Linked DNA regions of Homo sapiens: region 2 is linked to region 1. The links are chromatin loops, found by intact Hi-C in ENCODE. Cell type or tissue: MCF 10A. All regions are shown on one strand. Links, peaks and the distances in the headings refer to the core of each region. The heading gives the core; the rest is flanking DNA. Region 1 has its middle 67 kb from the start of EFHB. Region 2 overlaps LOC107986066 (a long non-coding RNA gene).

Region 1 (5,393 bases), core at 112-5,111:
AGAACTGCCTTCCACCGTACCTATTCAATTTCTGGAACATCTGTAATCTGTCACTACCTCTCCATTCACAGGCATTCTCCTTGTTTGACAGTGCTTCACCTATGCTTTGATGATTTTTTCTACTTATAGTCCATTCTATTCCAGCCTTTACAATCTTGCCACTACTATACCTTAAAACTTTCAACAGTTTTCCCATTTTTTAGAAAAATGTACATTCTTAGCCTAGCATCATAAGGCCCTACAGTGTTTTCCTCTAATGCTTCTTTTTGACCTCATTTCATATCACTCCCTTTCATCTATTCTTTGCTTCAGCAAGAACTGAACTATATGACGTTTCTGTGACTGCTATCCACTATACTCATATCTTCCCCTGGAAATACTTCCATCCTCCTTTCCCCACTTTCTACATGCCTACATTCTACATCTTTTTTAAGGAATAGTTCAAAGTTTACTATTGTTACAAAATTTCCCGGAATCATTCTCTGGCTACAAAGAATCTGTCTTTCCTTTGAACTTGCTTAGTTCTCTGTGCCTTTGTGAGACAACAATTACTTTGTATTTTGTCTGATAATTAGCTATATACTTGCCTCTTCTATTTAATTTATAGTATACGTTTTCTGAGGACATAATCCAAATTGACAAATTTCTAGATACACATTACCTGGCATGGAGTAGTGCTCCATAAATCTTTGGGGAACTAATGAAAAAGATATACAGACTAAACAGGGACAACAGTATGCAATCACTCACAGAATATTGGAAGAATAAAGATTGGCCCATCAATGCCAAGTCCCAATTTAAGCCATCTATCACCTATGTAAAACTTAGATGAGAAGGTTAAGCCCTGCTCTTTCATTTGCACTGGAATCTGGGATTGGTTCTGCACTCTTAATATTTTTGGGGTCATTAATTCAACAGACGTTTATGGAGCACTTACTCAAGTGAAGAGGTATTTTAAGAAGGAGGGAGAAATCAACTGACAATGCTATTTGGAGGTAAAGGTGAAGCCTGAGAATTGACCATGAAGTTTGACAATTGGATGTTACTGGCAACCTTGACAGGAGCTCTTTTGATGCCAGTAGTGGAGTCGCAGTTTCATGAAAATGGGTTCACAAAAGTTTAGGAGGTAAGTAGTGTGTATGATGGAGAACTCTTTAACAAACTCTGCTATGAAGAGGGCAGAGAGGGCCGGGTGTGGTGGCTCATGTCTGTAATCCCAGCACTTTGGGAGGCTGAGGCGGGAGGATTGCTGGAGCCCAGGAGTTTGAGACAAGCCTGGCCAACATGGCAAAACCCCATCTGTACTAAAAATACAAAAATTAGCCAGGTGTGGTGATGCTCACCTGTAGTCCCACTTACTGGGGGGGCTGAGGCATGAGAATCGCTTGAACCTGGAAGGCGGAGGTTTGCAGTGAGCCTAGAGTGTGCCACTGCACTCCAGCCTGGGCAACAGAGTAAGACACTGTTTTTTTTTTTTTAAAGAGGGCAGAGAAAAGATGCTTTTTAAACATATGAGATTTTATAGCACAATTCGTGTTGATAGGAATTGTATAGTTGAGGAGAATAAAGGAGTAAGAGGAAATAATTACAGGAGCAAATTCTTGAGTTGGGAAAGGGGTTGGGATACAGTGTAGAAGTGGAGAGGTTTCTTTGGAACAGCTGTCAGTTGTATAAGAGGACAACAGGATGGCAAGTTGTATATATAAAAAAGGGTTATCAGCTGAGAGTAAGAAAGGAGGAGGGTGTGTTGAGGGCTGGACGAAAGGTGAGGAAGGAGAACTGATTTAGAGAGTGAGGCAGTGACTTGACTAGAAAACATAGTAGGACTGCAAGCCCTCTTGAATTTTTTAATTATAAATTTAAAATGAGATTGGTCACTTGGTTTTGTGTTTTTCTTCAGTCAGTTTTTTTCTTATGCAACTACTAGACTTTGGATCTGGAATAAATGGAGATTTATATTTGACTAGGGCTGGAATTTTACCTGCGGAATAAAATGGTGGGAGGGAGGCACAAAGTTGAATTTATGCAAGGAAATAGTTCTAGTGACGTGACATGGAGACTAAGATCTGTCAGGAAGAAGTTCAGAAATGAGATGGTACTGAAAAAATGGCAGGGATAATGAACTGGGCCATTCCTATGGGTCAAAAGTTGTAGAGGAATACTATAAAAAATAAGCTAGAAAAATAAGTGTTGGTGATCAGAGTGGAATGCCTGCAAATGAGATTCTGCAGGTGGTAGAGATGTTGGTAATAAAATTTAGGGTGTGATAATGGGCCTGAGTGACTAAAGTAGGTGGAGAACAGGTTCATTAAAAAAGGGAGTTCAAGAAGTGAGAAGTCTGATGTTAAGTAGATGAATCACCTACAGGGACACTGATACCACCAAGAAAGATGACAGGGAAGGTAGTGGAGAGAGAGTGACCCAGGTTATGTATACCTTTGAAATAATGATGATAGCTATACACACTATTATTTTAGAAAAATGCATATACGTGTATACTTTTGACCATGTGATATTCAGTCACCCTATCTCCCACAGATCTCTAGACCAGATGAATACTCAAGTAGCTTCTAACTTCAAAATTTCAAATTTATCCTCAGGTAGATTTACTACCTGCCTCTGTCTCCCATCCATCCATCCATCCAGCCATCCATCGGTGTGACTAATTGCTTATCTGTGCTTTGGTTAAATACCCTTTTTGGGAGAATATTGTTCTTTGAATGGCGTGGCTAAGAAACGTGATTTCCCATTTTAACGGTAGGGGGCACCCTAGCATTTCCAAACTTAGCGATGAACCTTAGCCAACTGTGTGGAATAGCAGCAGCTGAAAAGAGAATGTTAAGCTGGAGGAAGAAGTCTACCACAACGCTTTGCAAAATCCAGGATGATCTATGCACTTTCTTTTTTAAAATTATTATTTGGTGGCAGAAATTAGGCTGAAAAGGCACATTTTAAATAGTACTAGCAACCTAGAGAGGAGATTTGCTTGGATCATAAAGTGTCATCTGTTAGAGAAAGAAGTAAAACAATGTGAAATACTCAGATGAGATATAAATAAATATTCAAATATATCACCATGTTCTCACCTAAACTATGTTTCCATAGTGTTCAGGATAGTCTCGTTAATAGTAGAATATATTGAACCTATAAAAAGTTTTAAAGACTACTGTTTCCTAGCTCAGGCAAATAAACTTAATACATTTTGTTCACAGCATGGTTAACCAAGGAACTTGTTGGAAATATTATATGGGCCAATAAAGGGTAATTTTATTTTATGTAGTAACCACTTATGAAAGCTCACCATGGCTTGACGTGAAGAGCTGGGCTAGTTAGAGGTTAACACCCCAATCATAAACCAACAATGAGGATAGACTTGAAAGGCATTTCTTCTATTATAAAACATTTACAGTAATAACCTCGCAAAAAATAATGGGATCTATTTAAAGCTCATTTATTTCCCAGCTAAGTGGCAATTTCCCATCACTCAGAATGCTAATACTTCCTCCTGAAACCCTAGGGATAATCCAATTCATGTGTGTTCATTAAAAAAACCTGGTTAAAATAAGCAGGTGATTCTGTTTTAATAATATCTGTCCTGCCAGCAATAAGACAGTCTCAGTTGCAAATAAATATATCAACAAACAGATTTTCTTTAAAGCACATGGGGTCTCATATCATTCCCGAATTAGCCAATTAGCATGATGCTATTGGAAGAGCTAATTAAAAAGTGCATTTAGACTAAGAAATGTTTCCTGAGAGTAATCTGGAGCTTATAGCTCTTATTCCATCTGTAATTACTCTGCCAGATTTTCTACTCTGTAAATAGAGGTGAACACACCTTCACCTGAGCAGAGGGAAAGTCTTTTTCATTCTCTTGGAGTAAATTATATATATTAATACCTTGAAGTGATTAACATACGCTTATCTTTTTAAAAAGGCACTCCCCATGCCTAGTCTCTCAGTTGTTAGGTGGTGGTTAACTAGTAATTTAGACAGACTAAGAATGCTCTTTTGTCCAGAGATCCAGCCTGTAGTTTGCCCTGTTAGAAATATTTTCATGATTAGAATTTTTGGTCAGCGGTAAATTAATCATCTTCTGCAGTAAATATACCTATCTGAATTACTGAGATTTACAGATAGACTAGCACATCCATTAATGAAAAAGAGTAACAAAAACTAAAAAAAGATTTACAGATATAAAAATTTTGCTAGGAGGAAGTGTGAATTGGGGACAATAGGGAATGAATAAATTTATATTTGATATCCTCTAAGTTAGTGTGTTTTAAATTTTAATGTGCATATAAATCACCTGTAGATCTTGTTAAAATGCAGATTCCGATTCAGTATGTCCAGGGTGGAGCCTGAGATTACGCATTTCCAAAGCTTCCAGGTGATATGATGCAGCTGCTCTGGGATCTCACTTTGAGCGAGAAGGCTTTGAGCTTTGTGACATTTATGTGACTAAGCTCACAATTATTCACACTTGTGATGGTTAATAGTGAGTGTCAACTTGATTGGATTGAAGGATACAAAGTATTGATCCTGGGTGTGTCTGTAAAAGTGTTGCCAAAAGAGATTAACATTTGAGTCAGTGGGCTGGGAAAGGCAGATCCACCCTTAATCTGGTCGGCACAATCAAATCAGCTGCCAGCAAATGTAAAGCAGGAGGAAAAATGTGAAAAGGAGAGACGGGCCTAGCCTCCCAGCCTACATCTTTCTCCCATGCTGGATGTTTCCTGAGCTTGAACATCTGACTCCAAGTTCTTCAGTTTTGGGACTTGGACTGGCTCTCCTTGCTCCTCAGCTTGCAGACAGCTTGTTGTGGGACCTTGTGATCATGTAAGCTAATACTTAATAAACTCCTGTCTGTCTATCTATCTATCTATCTATCTATCTATCTATCTATCTATCTATCTATTCTATTAGTTCTGTCCCTCTAAGAGAACCCTGACTAATACAGATATTGGTACCAGTAGAGTGGGGCATTGCTGAAAAGATACCCAAAAATGTGGAAGTGACTTTGGAAGTGGGTAACAGGCAGTTGTTGGAACAGTTTGGAGGGCTCAGGCTCAGAAGAAGATAGGAAAATGTGGGAAACTGTGGAACTTCCTAGAGACTTGTTGAATGGCTTTGCCCAAAATGCTGATAGCAATATGGACAATAAGGTTCAGGCTGAGGTGGTCTCAGATGGAAATAAGGAAATTGTTGGGAACTGGAGCAAAGGTGATTCTTGTTGTTTTAGCAAAGAGATTGGCGGCATTTTGCCCCTGCCCTAGAGATTTGTGGAACTTTGAACTTGAGAAAGATGATTTAGGATATCTGGTGGAAGAAATTTCTAAGCAGCAAAGCATTCAAGAGGTGACTTGGGTGTGTTAAAGGCATTAGTTTTAATA
Region 2 (5,393 bases), core at 321-5,320, 820 kb after region 1:
AAAAATTGAATAGATATGAGAAAGTTATAGGTTTGTGGAAAAGGAAGTTTGATAAAATTTTATGTGTGCTCAAGTTGGCTAAGATTTGAAAGGAAATTATTTGTAAGTTTTTAAAATGTAGTTTTAATGTCAAAAGTATACTAATGCAAAATTAGATTTTAGTTTAATCGCTCTTTTTTTTTTTTGATATGGAGTCTTGGACTGTCACCCAGGCTGGAGTGCAGTGGCACGATCTCGGCTCATTGCAAGCTCCACGTCCCGAGTTCACCCCATTCTCCTGCCTCAGCCTCCCCGGTAGCTGGGACCACAGGCGCCCGCCACCACTCCCGGTTAATTTTTTATTTTTTTATTTTTTAGTAGAGACGGGGTTTCACCGTGTTAGCCAGGATGGTCTCGATCTCCTGACCTCGTGATCTGCCCACCTCGGCCTCCCAAAGTACTGGGATTACAGGCGTGAGCCATTGTGCCCGGCCTAGTTTAATCTCTTAAAACAACAAGTTTTGTTTGTTTTTGTTTGTGTTTGTTTGCTTTTAGTATTGGTCTGCGCTTAATAATAAATTGTGAAAGGTTTTTCTTTAGCTTTTTAGTAATTGGACTGGGAAACAAAGAATCTGTGTTTTATCCAGATGATTTCCTGTAGTTCACGTTGGCTTTATTAGGCTTTCGATTACTTAAGAAAACTGAGTCCTCTTTAATAAAAGCTAAGGCTTTTCCTAGAAGTATGTGGTTTTCTGTATTTGCCATTGAAATCATTTAATAATCTCTACAGTTAAATGAATATATACTGTTTCACAGTGATCTGTGATTCTATTTTAACGAAGTGTTTCCAATCTTTTAACATTTTTGACAACTTCCCAAAATCAAATTGTAAACTAAGATCTTTTGATCTCAAACTAACTTCGGGAGTTTTCAGATGGACCCCTGGAATATCTCAAAAGAATTAAAAAAATTTTTTTTTATTGTTTAAATTTTTGTGTGTACAAAATAGATGTATATACTTATGTCATACATGAGATATTTTGATACAGGAATTTAATGTGAAATAAGTACATTATGGAGAATGAGTTATCTATCCTCTCAGCATTTCTTGTTTGAGTTGCAAACAACCCAAGTACATTCTTTAGGTTATTTCAAAATATACAATTAAGTTATTTTTTGACTATAGTCACCCTATTCGGCTATCATAATAAGTCTTATTCATTCTTTCACTCTTTTTTGTACCCATTAACCATCCCCACCTCTCCCAAGAATTTTTGTCTTATAAAAGGAAATGTGTTAAACTAATTGTCTTATATGATATGTTAAATTGCATGGGAAGTATGGTCAAATAATGTGATGCTGAACCTTTTTCAAACCATGCTATGGAAATGTTATTAATATGTGTTCCAGAAATTGTGCAAAACTCCTATAAATCTGATGGTCCTACAATAATGCTGTCAGTCATAATTCTAGTTAGTATCCTACAATATTGTATATCACAGAAAAAATGTAATTTCCCTGAAAATTGCTTTATAATAATTTCTCATCAGATATTTTGCATGGCCACTTTAAGTATTGTCTTCTACTACAGTTAATAATTTTACTCTGGTACTTTCTTGAGCACTATTGAAGCAACTATAAATGTAAAGTGTCTTTAAGGAAATTCATGGGACAGACTTTGATAAGTATACATTTCTGATAACTTTAAGATCATACTATTAAACTGGATGATAATTGCCATAACTCTAATGAAGAAGCCGATTGGTTCATGAAACTGCTAACCTAACATCAAGAAGGACAAGAATTAATTGAGTACCAAATAAACACTTTGGCAGATTTTCATGCTAAACCAGCTAGTACTGAAACTGTTAAAATATGCAATTTGAATAAACTCCACAGGATTGATCCAAGTCAAATTACCTAAGATAACCTATTTAATAAACAGTGCTGTGCACCAGAATTAGAGAATGAAAATTGATATTTAGAAGAAAGTATATTCAAAATTGACTGTGGACTCATAGAGGGCCCTGATGGTTGCCTGTTCTTTCCTGAGTCTTTAAAGTTTCTATTATTAGGAGCTCTGCACCCTGCGACTATGATGGAGTAGTCAAAATGATACAAAAAATATTGGTATAGAAACTAAGAATTTCTAAAATGGTCTATAACCACTGATTGGATTGAAAACTCTTAATCCTAGTAAAATAATAAAAACCTCAAGTGTTACATTTCTGCCACCTACTGGATTATTTGAACACTTAAAGATGGATTTCATTCAATTTCCACCCTCCATGGATTATCAAAATGTTCTTGTAATTATCTGTATGTTATTTGGTTCAATAGAAGATTTGCTATATAGGAAGGCTGGTGTTATACCAGTAACTAAAATATCATGAGTAAATATGTTTTCTTTATAGGATATTCTCAGATAAGTCTCTGATGATAGAGGCACTCACTTTACTATACATATTATAAAACAGTTACATAAAGTATTACAATCACAATGGCATTAACATTGTCCCTATCATCTTCAATCTTCTGGGAACATTGAAAGGACAAATGTTATTTTAGACACTAAAATTGGCAGAAAACCAAAAGAAAACATAATTCAACAGTTTGTAGTCAAGTCTGTAACCCTAATTCTCTAATTATTAGTAGTTTCCAGCCATGCAATAGTTCAGTAGTAGAGCTTTAAATAAATACTACTAGTGCTTTCTTACTGATGACCCCTAATGCGAAAGGTATCCCACAAGAAGTTGTCTTTTGTGCTTCTCCAGGATATATTTTCATCTGTGGAGGATTTATTGATCAGTCACATATATGAGCAATCCATGTCTCAACAAGTGGGAAACAAGAACTCAATGCATGTAATGGATTATAATGGTACCACCGTCACTTTATAATGAATTTGAAACTGAACATTGGTCTATACCTTCTAATTTGTATTCTAACATAAGAAGAAATTTGCCAGAAGGCATAAATATCTCTGTGATGGTTAATACTGAGTATCACCTTGATTGGATTGAAGGATACAAAGTATTAATCCTGGGTGTGTCTGTGAGGGTGTTGCCAAAGGAAACATTTGAGTCAGTGGGCTGGGGAAGGCAGACCCACCCTTAATCTGGTGGGCATAATCAAATCAGCTGCCAGCGAATATAAAGCAGGAAGAAAAACGTGAAAGGCGAGACTGGCCTAGTCTTCCAGCCTACCTACATCTTTCTCCTGTGGTGGATGAGTCCTGCCCTAGAAAATCAGACTCCAGGTTCTTCAGTTTTGAGACTCTAGTGACTCTTCCCTCTAGAGAACCCTGACTAATACAATCTCTAAATGGGCAGCTTTGATAGAATGTTTCTTCTTTGGCATGGCATAAATATAAATGAGGTTATGATTAAATATCTATCCAAACACTAGCTACTATTGTTGACTCTACTGCAAAGGCATCTCTATTATGGCTGATATTCTTACTTCCTCCCAGCCCCTACCAATCCAGCAATATTTCCAGCCTTTTCTATTAAGGTCCCTTAACTCCCTGTAGTCTTCCCTTTTGGACAAAATTTAAGATTACCCCGGCCAAGTGCAGTGGCTCACACCTGTAATCCCAGCACTTTGGGAGACCGAGGTAGGTGGATCACAAGGTCAGGAGATCGAGACCTTCCTGGCCAACATGGTGAAAACCTGTCTCTACTAAAATACAAAAAAATTAGCCAGGCATGGTGGCTTGTGCCTGTAGTCCCAGCTACTTGGGAGGCTGAGGCAGAGGAATAGCTTGAACCCAGGAGGCAGAGGTTGCAGTGAGCCTAGATTGTGCTACTGTACTCCAGCCTGGTGACAGAGCAAGACTCCATCTAAAAAAAAAAAAAAAAGAGATTGCCCCAACACTGTGTCCCTTGCACACAGGCCATGCACGATCTCCAGGTGAGAAACACTCTTTCATCTTTTTCCCTGACAAATTCCAACTATGCAGGTTAATTCCACCATACTAGAAACTTAACATTTTTCCCTGCCATTGATCAGCTAGTCAACCAGTCTCTCTTGTTCTTTGGATTTCTTAAGTGAGAGACAGAGTTCCCCTCTATGCTGCAAACTATGAGAAACATATCCCTCCAAGTGGTTGCATTGAAGCGTCTTTCCCTAGTCTTAATGGAAGCTGCCTGCACTCTCCAGCCCCACCTCAACCACTTGTGAGGGGATAGGACTCCACAGCGCACATTTTAGAGTTCTCTCTAAAATAACTTCCACTTTCCTCGTCTCCTAATATATAACTGTTTATATTATTATTGCAAGTGAAATTTGCATCATAGTTGTACTGCACTTCATTTAGGATGCAGTATCTACTGAATTAGAGAAGTGGTTCTCAAAGTGGCCACAGACCAGCACTATCACCACCACTGAATAACTTATTAAAAGTGCTGCAAATTCTTAAAACCCACCCCAGAACTACTGGGTCAGAAATTATAGAGATGAGGCCGCCATTAGTCTGTGTTTTTAACATCCTTCAGTTAATTCTGATGCATGGTAATGTTTGATAACCATTGTATTAAAGCATCTGCCAAAATTCCACTTTACTATCCTTTTACATGTGTACTTGCCTGATGCTGTCAACCCACTTAATCTATTTCTCATAATAACTCATATGCTTACAGAGTCAATAAATAAATATAAAAATGATAAATCATAATTATCCTTTACTACAGTTAGTGTCTGATTATTTGACATGAGTTAAAGTTTTGGCCAATAAGGGCAGCTGGAGGAATGTATCCTCATTCCCTTTCTTCTGTCTCCCTATGTCCAGTTTGCTCTCTAAATTGCAAAATAAATTATCGTTTTGTAAAACATTGCATTACTATTTTGACTTTGAACAGATTATTTTTTATTTCGAGACATTATCTTTTTATTTTATTCACTGCCTTTTATAAGACTCTCTTAGGTCCTTTTGTTGGTGTAAATCAGGGCTTCTCCACCTTGTTGCTATTGTCATTTTGAGCCAGGTGATTCTTTATTACAGGGAGCTGTCTTGGATCTCAGTAGCAATCACTAAGTTGTGAATAATAAAATTTTTTTCACACATTGTCAAATGTTTTCTGGGAGTAGAAATCAACTACAATGGAAGAATACTGGTTAAAAGGGATAACCAACAAATCCCCAAATAGATTAAACATTTCTTTGAGAGAATCCACCTTTTGAGTTCTAGAAGAAACACTTCATTTTGGTCAGGCCTTCTAATCAGCATAGAGATGATTTCAAAAATATCTTAAATAGTTTTATTTTGCAACTTGTTATAAAAATGCAGCTTTAGATTGCTGAGAAAATATTCTTAAGTTCATCTGATTCATATCATCAATTAAACTCGTAGAATCATTTTGAGAATTGACTGTCTGCGAATCCTCATTTATAAACACAACAGGCTCCAAAAAAAC

What was found. A loop is a pair of places that touch in the nucleus more often than their neighbours do. Peaks named below come from ENCODE experiments on the same cell type or tissue, not always from the same donor. Only the 100,000 strongest peaks of a DNase experiment are listed, where the experiment ranks them.
Region 2: a loop joins it to region 1, with 11 times the contacts of the local background. A loop is called at or near these places in 24 of 110 quality-filtered maps.

Annotation. Positions count from the first base shown.
Region 1 is chr3:19,864,300-19,869,692 of GRCh38, reverse strand. No RefSeq gene overlaps it. Among named protein-coding and RNA genes, the nearest start is that of EFHB, 67 kb to the left of the region's middle. RefSeq lists an enhancer at 3,973-5,172. In MCF 10A, for the core only: a CTCF peak has its summit at 2,758 (motif pointing right); a DNase peak (open chromatin) is centred at 2,772.
Region 2 is chr3:19,043,456-19,048,848 of GRCh38, reverse strand. The region is part of intron 1 of LOC107986066 (a long non-coding RNA gene); the gene reads right to left. Among named protein-coding and RNA genes, the nearest start is that of KCNH8, 100 kb to the left of the region's middle. In MCF 10A, for the core only: a CTCF peak has its summit at 2,210 (motif pointing left); no DNase peak of the experiment used is centred there.